2 separate regions of the Homo sapiens genome follow, and region 1 is linked to region 2. Evidence: chromatin contacts called from ENCODE Hi-C or POLR2A ChIA-PET data. All regions are on one chromosome and are shown on one strand. The core of a region is the stretch at or near the end of the contact, and the rest is flanking DNA. Distances in the headings are between cores, read along the strand shown. Region 1 overlaps PPP6R3 (protein phosphatase 6 regulatory subunit 3). Region 2 overlaps PPP6R3 (protein phosphatase 6 regulatory subunit 3).

What was found. Hi-C counts contacts between places; a loop is a spot of excess contacts on that map. ChIA-PET counts read pairs that join two places held with the same protein, here RNA polymerase II (POLR2A). Pooled maps may share reads with other maps.
Region 1: a loop to region 2 is called in a map of sigmoid colon, with 1.8 times the contacts of the local background. The contact joins two enhancer-like sites. A Hi-C loop is called at or near these places in 4 of 168 maps with a recorded cell type or tissue (heart right ventricle, psoas muscle and sigmoid colon), 1 of 37 single-sample maps with no recorded cell type and 3 of 50 pooled maps. POLR2A ChIA-PET finds 5 or more read pairs at or near these places in 10 of 52 experiments (B cell, Caco-2, GM12878 and 7 more).

Annotation. Positions count from the first base shown.
Region 1 is chr11:68,539,341-68,544,507 of GRCh38, reverse strand. The region is part of intron 3 of PPP6R3 (protein phosphatase 6 regulatory subunit 3); the gene reads right to left. Among named protein-coding and RNA genes, the nearest start is that of PPP6R3, 81 kb to the right of the region's middle. RefSeq lists enhancers at 257-757, 758-1,258, 3,519-4,224. Within about 2 kb of position 1,807, at least 4 of the 41 ENCODE cell types and tissues checked have a DNase peak (open chromatin) inside an H3K27ac peak, as active enhancers do.
Region 2 is chr11:68,496,922-68,502,936 of GRCh38, reverse strand. The region is part of intron 1 of PPP6R3 (protein phosphatase 6 regulatory subunit 3); the gene reads right to left. Among named protein-coding and RNA genes, the nearest start is that of PPP6R3, 39 kb to the right of the region's middle. Within about 2 kb of position 3,204, at least 3 of the 41 ENCODE cell types and tissues checked have a DNase peak (open chromatin) inside an H3K27ac peak, as active enhancers do.

The DNA.
Region 1 (5,167 bases), core at 558-3,057, 43 kb before region 2:
GAGCCATCAGGCTACAGCCTCCTCTGGCATGGGAAGCAGCAAAGCTTGCGGACAACTGTGGAGGACACTGGTTTCCAGGAAACTGCACTGCATGCAGCACCTTGTAATGACTTAAGGCACTCTGTAGGGACCTGGACCAGCCTTTATCTTTAGATGGGTTGTAAATGGTACTAAGTCTATATTACATCTTAAGAGAGTAAGCATCCTACTATAATGAAGGGGGGAACAGGACATCAGCCTGGGCTACCAAGGCAGGAAGCAGTATACAAAAAAAATGTTGTCCTAGCTATTTAGGAGGCTGAGATTAGAGGATCACTTGAGCCCACAAGTTTGAGGCTACAAAGAGCTATGACTGTTGCACTCCAGCCTGGGCAAGAGTGAGACCTTGTGTCAAAACCAAAACAAAACAAAACTAGTGCTCTCCACATCAGCCTTCCAGTATCTGGATATCAGCACAGACACAAAGTCAGCCCACCATGAGTCTTCACCATGCTGTCTCTCCTGTAGAAGGCCCACGGCTAAGAACATGACACCTGCTCTATATGGACCCACACAGGCTCTTCTACAGACCCCATGGCTTTAGAAATGCTTGCCTCTGACAACCAGACCACTGACCCTCTGCAAACAGGCAGCAGGTCCATTTCCTCCACTTACTCCTACTATGACAATCTCGTGTCTGTTTTCACTAGCAACAACAGAGACGTTGAGCCTATCCAGACGATACTCTAGCTGACCCAGAATTACTCTGCTCTTACACTCCTCCCTGCTGGACAGCCAGGACCCAGCGCCCCAACAAGTCATCAGGAGTGGCAAGCTCAAAAGCTGAGCAAGACAGAGAGATGGCAAAATAGCCAAACGTGGCTGCATGACAAAAGAAACCAGGGAAGACTGGGGCAGGAGGGACACGTATACGACACACCTGGGGCATCCAAGGCAAGCAAGTGCTGCCTGCAGCAAGACCCTGGCACAAAAAGACCACTGGTGACGAACCAGAAAGCCACGGCACTTGACAGGCTCTGGTGTGAGGCCTAAAGACAGAAGAGTATGAGAAGGTCCCAAAATGAGTCTTTGTATAAAGAAAACAGAAAAGGAAAAAAAAAAAAACAGACCTGGCAGATGTATGGGTCTTTGGGAAGTAAAGTCTCCTCCCTCAATTTACGTAGCATGGGCTTCAAGATGCCAGAATATAAACCCCTGTAAAGTACCCATTATCCCAGGAGTGGGCTGATGCAGCGGTTACAGGTGCAGCTACTAGAGTCACACTAGCTAAGTTCAAAACCGGCCTCTACCACTTACATGCTGTATAACCTTGGACAAGTTACTTAACCTCTCTGGGCCTCAGTTTCCAAGTTAGTAAGATTAAGACAATAGTCCTTATCTTATGGAGGAGGGGAGTAAAAAAGGCTGGGAAGAGGGCCTGGCATAAAGTAAATAAGTGTTTAATAAATGACAGCTGTTTTCATTCCTCTTTATTTTCACTATAAAATGGCAGAATGCTGCTAGAGTGGGTTGGGGAGATGCACTCACTCAACTGTCTTAATGTGGAAACTGCTGACAAACAGAAGATCAGTAAAAGGCAAGCGGACTCCTGGCTGTGAATCAAATGCATGAGTGTTTTCTCCAAACTCTGACAGAGAAAGTCCAGATGAGCAACTTTAAAATTTGTTCACTTTTTCTAGGTGACTGGGTGGTATGACCTAACTCAAGAAGCATGCATAATGTTAGCCATTACACAAAAAGCTCAGAGTTCTGGTTCCAGACAGGCTGGGGCTACTCTCCTTCCCTCCCTCCTTAACATTCAAGAAGCTTCTCAAGGCCGAGCGCGGTGGCGCACACCAATAGTCCCAGCACTTTGGGAGGCCAAGATGGATGGATCACCAGAGGTCAGGAGTTCATGACCAGCCTGGCCAATGTGGCAAAACCCCATCTCTACTAAAAACACAAAAATTAGCCAGGTGTGGTGGCACACACCTGTAGTCTCAGCTATTCAGGAGGCTGAGGCACAGGAATCACTTGAACCTGGGAGGCAGAGGTTGCAGCCAGCTGTGACTGCGCCACTGCACTCCAGCCTGGATGACAGAGCAAGACTCTGTCTTAAAAAAAAAAAAAAAAAAAAAACAGCAGCTTCTCAAGCACCCAAAGATGCCTCCACTCCACCCTCGGCAAGACCCCTCCTCCTCCATAGGCTCTGACCTCGCTTCCTTTGCCTGAGAACACAGAGAAGGCAATCAGAAGGGAACCCAGCCCTATCACATCCCCACCTACAGCTGGGCACTTCCTCCTCGCTCCAGGGGAGTGGCCCTTGCTCCTGAGGTCATCTCCTGCATGTATGCTCTGGACCACATGCCCCCACCCCCGCCCACTCCAGCACAATGCATCACTCGGCGGCCTGCTCCCTCACACTGGCTGTGTTTCCTCTGTGCTGCAACGTTCTCACAGGTCATCACTTCCATTTAGGAAAAAACAAAACCCCACACCACCCCTGACTCCAAATCTGCCTCGACCTACCACTTCCTCTCTGCTCCTGTTACAAGAAATCACTTCAAAGAGTTGTCTCTGCTTGCCTCCAGGCTTTCACCTGGGCCCCTCCAAAGAACCTGTACTGATGGGGCCCATGATCTCCATGTTACAAACTGAGTGGTTTCTTATGAGCAGTACCGCTAACCCACTGTCCCCCCTCCTTCCTGAAGCCAGACTTCCCTTGGTTTCCAGGGTAGCAGCCCCCAGGTTCTCCTCTTGCATCCAATCACTCCTCCATCCCTCAGTGGAACCCAGGCCAGCCCACACTACCCATCTCCAGTTTCAGAAGCTTTCTTCTAGCTCCATCAGCTCTGCAGGCGATCTCATTCAGCCTTGTGGCTTTACATGTCCTCTGTCCACCTACCACTAGGCCTCATCTCCACCTCATGTCTAACAGGCATTTCAAATGTGACAGGGCCAGACCCAAACTCCTGCCCTTTCCCTCTGCAATCTTATTTCACTGCCATAAAGCCACTCCATCCTCTTAACTGCCCAGGCCAAAATCCTCATAGTCACTCTTGACACTTTATCTCCCATTCCATACCTAGAGGAAACCCCTTCAGTTCTAACTTCATCTAGTGCCTCTGGAAATCTGACCGCTTCTCAACAATCAGGTCCACTAAGATCTTGTTTTTCTCTGCTGATCACTGCAGCCAACTGTACTTCCACTTCTGTCCTCCTACAGTCCCTAACCACAGAGCAGGCAGAGCACTCCTAAGGAACAAAGTCAGACTATGGCACAGGTTGCAGGAAGTCAGGGACCCCAAACAGAGGGACCAGCTGAAGCCATGGCAGAAGAACGTAGATTGTGAAGATTTCATAGACATTTATTAGTTCCCCAAATTAATACTTTTGTGATTTCTTATGTCTGTCTTTACTGCAATCTCTAAATATAAATTGTAAAGATTTCATGGACACTTATCACCTCCCCAAATCAATACCCTTGTGCTTTCCTATGCCTGTCTTTACTTTAATCTCTTAATCCTGTCAGTTGAGGAGGATGTATGTCACTTCAGGACCATGTGATAATTGCCTTAACTGCACAAATTGTACAGCATGTGTGTTTGAGCAATATGAAATCTGAGCATCTTAAAAAAAGAACAGGATAGCAGCGATGTTCAGGGAACAAGACAGATAACCTTAAACTCTGACCGCAGGTGAGCCAGGCGGAACAGAGCCATATTTCTCTTCTTTCAAAAGCAAATGGGAGAAATATCGCTCAATTCTTTTTCTCAGCATGGAACATCCCTGAGAAAGAGAATGCGCACCTGGGGGTAGGTCTCTAAACTGGCCCCCCTGGGTGTGGTCATCTCTTATGGTCAGTGCAGAGGTGAGACAGACTCCAGTCTCCCATAATGCTCCCAGGCTTATTAGGAAGAGGAACTTCCCGCCTAACAAATTTTGGTCAGACGGGTTGATCTCAAAACCCTGTCTCCTGATAAGATGTTATCAATGACAATGGTGCCCAAAACTTCATTAGCAATTTTAATTTTGCCCCGGTCCTGTGATCTCGCCCTGCCTCCACTTGCCTTGTGATATTCTATTACCCTGTTAAGTACTTGATGTCTGTCACCCACACCTATTTGCACACTCCCTCCCCTTTTGAAAACTTCTAATAAAAACTTGCTGGTTTTTGTGGCTTGTGGGGCATCACGGAACCTACTGACATGTGATGTCTCCCCCGGACGCCCAGCTTTTAAAATCTCTCTTCTGAACTCTGTCCCTTTATTTCTCAAGCCGACTGACGCTTAGGGAAAACAGAAAAGAACCTATGTGAATATCGGGGCAGATTCCCCAACATGCACACATTTGCTCAAAACCCTCTGGTGGCTTCCCATCTCATCCCAAGTATAGCAAGCATCCTGGCTGAGCCTACCAGGCCTTGCATGGCCTGTCTCCAGAGGTGCTCCACCTTCACTCCAACCCTCCCTCCTTCCATTTTCCCTCATTCACAATGCTGCCCCTTCTCTGGCTGCCCAGATGTTCTTGGGGCACACCAAGCACATGAGCACATTAGTGCTTCCACACTTGCTGTTCCCCCTGCCTGGATGTTCCTGGTTGTAAGTGCCCACCTGGCAACCCCCTTAATTCCTGCATGGCTCTGACCAGATGGCACCATCTTAATTAGGCCTTTCCTGAGCTCCTCTGCCCACCCCACCACCTTCAGCAGTCCCTGTCTCGTCATGCTTCATTTTTCTCCAGAGGTCTTATCTGAAAAATTATTGGGGGACTTTTTAGTCTGGTTTACCCCAATACAGCAATTACTCCATCATCCCAAAACTACACAATCCCAGTCTAAACTTCCTTAAATGACTGTAGTCAACCATAACCCTAAAGCACTTTCAGATCCCAGCTGAAAAACCCCTCTATGCTAATCTAGCTGTGGCATCATCCAAGATATGTTACACACAGGTGGTGACTCTGCTCAGGGCAGAAGCATGGCAGAGTACTGCCCTATCCAACTCAAGTGGTGCTCCTTCAAAATGGTACCATGCAGAAGGCTGTGTCCAGAGGAGGTGCATTTGCTCTTGCAACCTCAAAGGCAAAAACACTGACGAAGCAATATAATACAAGTGCCACACTGTTATAACGGCGGGGGGTGCGCAGTACTTTTGTGGAAAGTAAGCCCTTCATAGAAGGCATGCCT
Region 2 (6,015 bases), core at 1,955-4,454:
TCCATAAACACAACTAAGGTCCAAATTTATAAAACCAAAACAACCATCATGGCATTTCAAACACAGGTAACCCAATGACTAGTAGACATTTCCCTTTGGTTATCTCACAAGCACATGGTATTTAATCTCCAAAATGGAGCTTTTGCTCTCCATCACAAGCTGCCCATCCAACCAAACCTCCTCTTCACCATGCCCTCCCCATCTCAGTAAAAGGCACACCCTAGTTGTGAAAGGCAGCCTGGAAAACAGCCCTGGCTCCTCTTTTCCCTTCCAATCCAATTCACCAAAACATTGTCAGTTCCGCCTTACACTTTCCCTTCTCTGCATCTTTTGCCACAACCTGGAATAAGGTAAACTGGAGTGTGCATTCATCCATAAAGATCTTTTAAGATACCCTTTGGACACAGCTTCCTAATTCATCTCCCAGTCTCCTCTGGCCCCTCCAACCCACTGTTTACTTGGGTTCTTGGTTAGCGCCCCCTGCAACTCCCATGTGAGCATGAACAATAATGATAATAATTCTGATATATGCTCTGTACTATGGTGGCCACATACGGCTTTTGAGCACTTGAAATATGACTAGTTTCATCTAAGAGGTACTAAGAGTATAAAATATGCAATGGATTTCAAAGATTTAGTATAAAAATGTGAAAACATCTCAATTTTCCTACTGATTATATGTTGAAATAATATTTTGGACATAATGGGTTGTATAAAACATATTAAAATTAATTTTATGCGTTTTTTACTTTCTTCATGTGGCTATTAGAAAATTTAAGATTACATACATAGCCTGCATTGTCTTTCGTAGAAACACTGTCCTGAGCATTTCATGAGGGTACCAGCACCATGTCCATCATCTTTAACCATGTACACAGTAAATCCTCACTTAATAGTGTCAACACGTTTTTTCAAACTGCGACTTTAAGCAAAACAACATACAGCAGGTTCTTGAATAACACCATTCCATTATAACACTGATGAGGCAGACAAAACTGGTTCAGTTCTATGTCATTTTGCTTAAGTTTGCAGCTTCCAAGAACCTGTTAATGGTGTTAAGTGAGGACTTACTGTATGACCAAAGCACAGGAAGCGCTAGGACTGGCACCGGGTAGGCACCCAAGGTATCTGCTGAATGAATTAGTGGCCAAAAATTGGTATCATTTACATACATTCACTTATAAACAAAACATGAAAAATTTAATTATTACTTGAAGTTGAATGATACTTTAAAAATACAGTTGGAATTAAGAAAACAACTCTTTCAGTTTAAACTCTGGATACACACGCATTTTAAGAAATAATTTGAAGGCTGGGCACAGTGGCTCACGCCTGTAATCCCAGCACTTTGTGAGGCCAAGGCGGGCAGATCACTTGAGGCCAGGAGTTCAAGACCAGCCTGGCCAACATGGTGAAACCCCATCTCTACTAAAATTACAAAAATCAGCCAGGTGTGGTGGTGCGTGCTTGTAATCTCAGCTACTCAGGGGGCTGAGGCACGAGAATCATTTGAACCTGGGAAGCAGAGGTTGCACTGGCCGAGATCCCGCCACTGCCCTCCAGCTTACATGACAGAGTGAGACCCTGTCTCAAAATAATACTAATAATTTGTCTACTTCTTCAATGTGCAGGGTTAATCACATTGTAATTTATTCTTCTAACTTTTCATCATGAAAGTTTCTGTTAGAAAAGAAAGAGACTGGAGAACACTACAAATTCAATGTTAACCCACAAAGAACTTAAGAATTTTGAGTTATCAACCCTTAACATATTGTTCATCACAACTCCAAAACTGGCAACAAGAGAAGGAAAGCCAGCAGACAGCACGAGGAGAAAACAAGTAGACAATAAACATGAAAAAACTAACAACAGCAAAATCCATGCTAACGATGCCCTGCAACATTCTGAACTGCCAGTGAGGGCGTGATGCACTCAAGATGACCAGACTGCCACTGGCCTCCCGTACACACAGAAAAGGAAGGCGGCGGAAGTGCCTTCCAAAATGAACCCTCACCCTTCAAGTATTGAACAGCTCTGGTCTAAATGAATTTCAATGTGATTTAGGTTAGAAGCCCTTAAAAATTTCAGTTTAGCTCCACATTCAACCTCCAGAGACAGATCACAACCAAAGAAACAGCACCATTTTCAGATAAAAGTTTTAGGCTGAGCACAGTGGCTCACGCCTGTAATCCCAGCACTTTGGGTGGCCAAGGCAGGCAGATCACGAGGTCAGGAGTTCAAGACCAGCCTGGCCAAGATGGTGAAACCCTGTCTCTACTAAAAATACAAAAATTAGCCGGGCGTGGTGGCACGTACCTGCAGTCCCAGCTACTTGGGAGGGTGAGGTAGGAGAATTGCTTGAACCCAGGTGGTGGAGGTTGCAGTGAGCTAAGATCACACCACTGCACTCCGGCTTGGGCAACAGACTGAGACTTCGTCTCAAAAAAATAAAAAAGTTTTAAAGTGAAAGTCCAACAAAGTGTATTCTCCAAGAGAAACTTCCTCAAGATCCAACTACCAGTGCACATAAAACAGAGGCTACACAACACTGTGGGGAATACCACAAAACAAAAGAGCCCAGTCCTCCCACAAATGGAAGGCATGGTGGGAGAAGAGCAAAAAATGAGGAACCCATATACAAAAAAAAAAAGGTAGGTCTTATTTGGATCCTGATTTGCCACTGCCAAAATTAGAAAATCACACAAAAAAGTTATCACATGAAACTAGAACTTTCAAGTCTAAGTATTGAATAATATCAAGCAAATGTGTGTTCATTTTATTTTTAAGATGTGAGGCTTTGTGGTTGTTACGGTTAAGAGTCCTTATTCTCTGAGAACATATACTAACATATTTATAGAAGAAGCAATAATTATTTGAATATCTTCAAAATATAATGGACAAAATTGACAATAAAGAAAAAAAGATTTAATAGAACTCCTTCACCTCAAAAGACAGAATGAGGACCCACAGAATAGGTAAAGATATTCACGATATATACATCTGACAAGAGATGCCTGTCCAAAATACAAAAATCCTACTAACTGTTGTTTTAAAATACATCTCAGCTGGGCACAGTGGCTCTTGCCTATAATCCCTAGCACTTTGGAGGGCCGAGGTGGGAGGAATGCTCAAACCCAGGAGTTTGAGACCAGCCTGGGAAACATGGCAAAACTCCAACTACAAAATATACAAAACTGAGCCGGGTGTGGTGGTGCGCGCAACTGTGGGCCCAGCTAGCTACTCAGGAGGCTGAAGTGGGGGGATCCCTTGAGCCAGGAAGGTCAAGGCTGCAGTGAGCTATGATCGCACCACTGCACTCCAGCCTGGGTGACAGAATAAGACCCTGTCACTTTTTTAGAAGTCCACAATGTGCCTCTCTTCTAACAAACAGAACATGGCAAAGCTAGATGCTACGTGACTTCCAAGACTAGGTCACAAAAATGATAGCTTCCACTTAGGGGCTCTTTCTCTTGAATCACTCTCTCAGTGGGAAGTTATCACCATGTCCTGAGAACAGGAAACTCAGACATCCCTGGCAAAAGCCGATGTGAAAACGACCTGAGGTCTCCCACCAACAGCCAGAACCAGAACCTACTTGCCAGGCATGTAAATGAGCCACCTTAGAACAGATCCTCCAGCGGATCCATGAAGGCTTCAGAGGGCTAATCACACCCAAGCCAGAAGCAGACAACCATGCCACTCCCAAGTTTCTGACTCCCAGAAACTGCAAGATAATGTTTATTGCTGTTTTAATCCACTACGTTTGGGGATAATTTATTATGCAGCAAAAAATAGAAAGGTAATAAAAACAGAAAAAAGATAATAGAAAAAAAAAGGCTTAAACATATGTTTCATAAAAAAGGATATCCAAATGACCAATAAACGTATGACCTCACTACTGTAAATTAAAATTGCCCTAAGTAAGACATCTCTACACAGCTACCAGCATGGCTAAAATGAAAAGGATGAAATACTGGAGAGGATCCAGAGTAAGTGGAACTTTCACACACTGCTGATGGAAGCCTAATTTGGTACAATAGCTTTAGTAGATGCCACTACTATACATATACCTCTATGCCCTAGCAATTTCACCCTTAGGTATACTGAACAACAGAAATGCATACGTATGTTGTTGACCAAAAGATACAAACTGAATGTTCAGAGCAGCAATATCTGTAACAGCCCAAAACTACCATCTATCCAATGTCCATCAACAACAGAACAATTTCATATGACAAAATTTTGTGAAGCAACAGTAACAAATAATCAACTGTATGCAATGACTTCAGTAATTTTACAAACAATGCCAAGAGAAAGACACAAGAGTACCTACTGTAAGACTCTATTTAATAGAAACAAAACTGGGCAAAACTAATCAGTGCTGTTAGCTGTTAGAATACCGGCTGCCCCTAGAGAGGGTGTGACTGGAAGTGGACACAAGGAGACATGTGATGGCTGCTTGCCCAGGTGGATTTCAGCTTATGAAAATCTGCTTATTGTATGTACTTTTCCGTATTTCTATTGTGATTCAATAGAGTTTTTAAATAGTAATAATATAGAAGAGAAGTGGGAAATGGGGAAGTTAAGTGGGACAAGACTGGCCTTGAGTGTATGGTTGTTAGAGCTGGGTAACTGATAGTTTCATTATACTGTTCAATTTCTGCATGTCCAAATTTACCCCTAATAAAACAAGTTTTAAAATGTATTAACATAAAACTGACTGGAACTGCTGGTAAAATAGCAACTGGGGTAATTTTTCTGGCCACTGATAACAAAAAGGTGTTAAAATCTATATACCCCTTGGTCCAATTATTCTTTTATTCTAAGGTGTTTATACTGAGCACAAAGTCATATATAATAATGTCCAAAGAGCTTATAATAGAAAAAGAAATGTCTAAATATAGAGGAAGATGACACTGTGGGGAAAACCACAGAACAAACTATCCAGGTCATCCACAAATACATGGTTCCTAAATATCCAACAATAAACAACAATGATCTCATCTGAACCAAGGTTCTTTTATCTATCCAGTGAAATAGTCATTAAAAATGAGGCAATCAAAACTCAGAAAAAAACACAGGAGTTAATCTTTGTGGCCACGGATTAGGCAAAACTTTCTTAGATATGACACCAAAAACACGAGATAAAAGAAAAATAAGATAAATTGCACTTCAAATTAAAAGTTTTCATCCTTCAGTAATAACACCATCAAGAAGTGAAAAGAAAACCCAAAGAATGGAATATTGACAAATCATATTTCTGATAAAAGATTTATGTACAAGGTTGGGCGCAGTGGCTCATGCCTGTAGTCCCAGCATTTTGGGAGGCCGAGGCAGGCAGACCATTTGAGCCCAGGAGTTTGAGACCAGCATGGGCAACGTGGTAAATCCCCGTTTCTACAAAAAATACAAAAAAATCAGTCAGGCGTGGTAGCATACGTCTGTAGTCCCAGCTACTCAGGAGGCTGAGGTGGGAAGATCACCTGAGCCCACGAAGTCGAGGCTGCAGTGAGCAGTGATCGCAGCACTGCACTCCAGCCAGGTGACAGAGTGAAACCCTGTCTCAAAAGACAGGAATACAGAGGCCGGACGTGGTGGCTCATGCCTGTAATCCCAGCACTTTGGGAGGCCGAGATGGGCGGATCACGAGGTCAGGAGATCGAGACCATCCTGGCTAACACGGTGAAACCCCATCTCTACTAAAAATACAAAAAAAAAAAAAATTAGCCGGGCGTGGTGGCGGGCACCTGTAGTCCCAGCTACTCGGGAGGCTGAGGCAGGAGAATGGCGTGAACCCGGGAGGCGGAGCTTGCAGTGAGCCGAGATCGCACCACTGCACTCCCGCCTGGGTGAAAGAGCGAGACTCCGTCTCAAAAAACAAAACAAAACAAACAAACAAACAAAAAAATTAGCCGGGCGTGGAGGTGGGCACCTGTAGTCCCAGCTACTCGCGAGGTTGAAGCAAGAGAACGGCGTGAACCTGGGAGGCGGAGTTTGCAGTGAGCCGAGATTGCA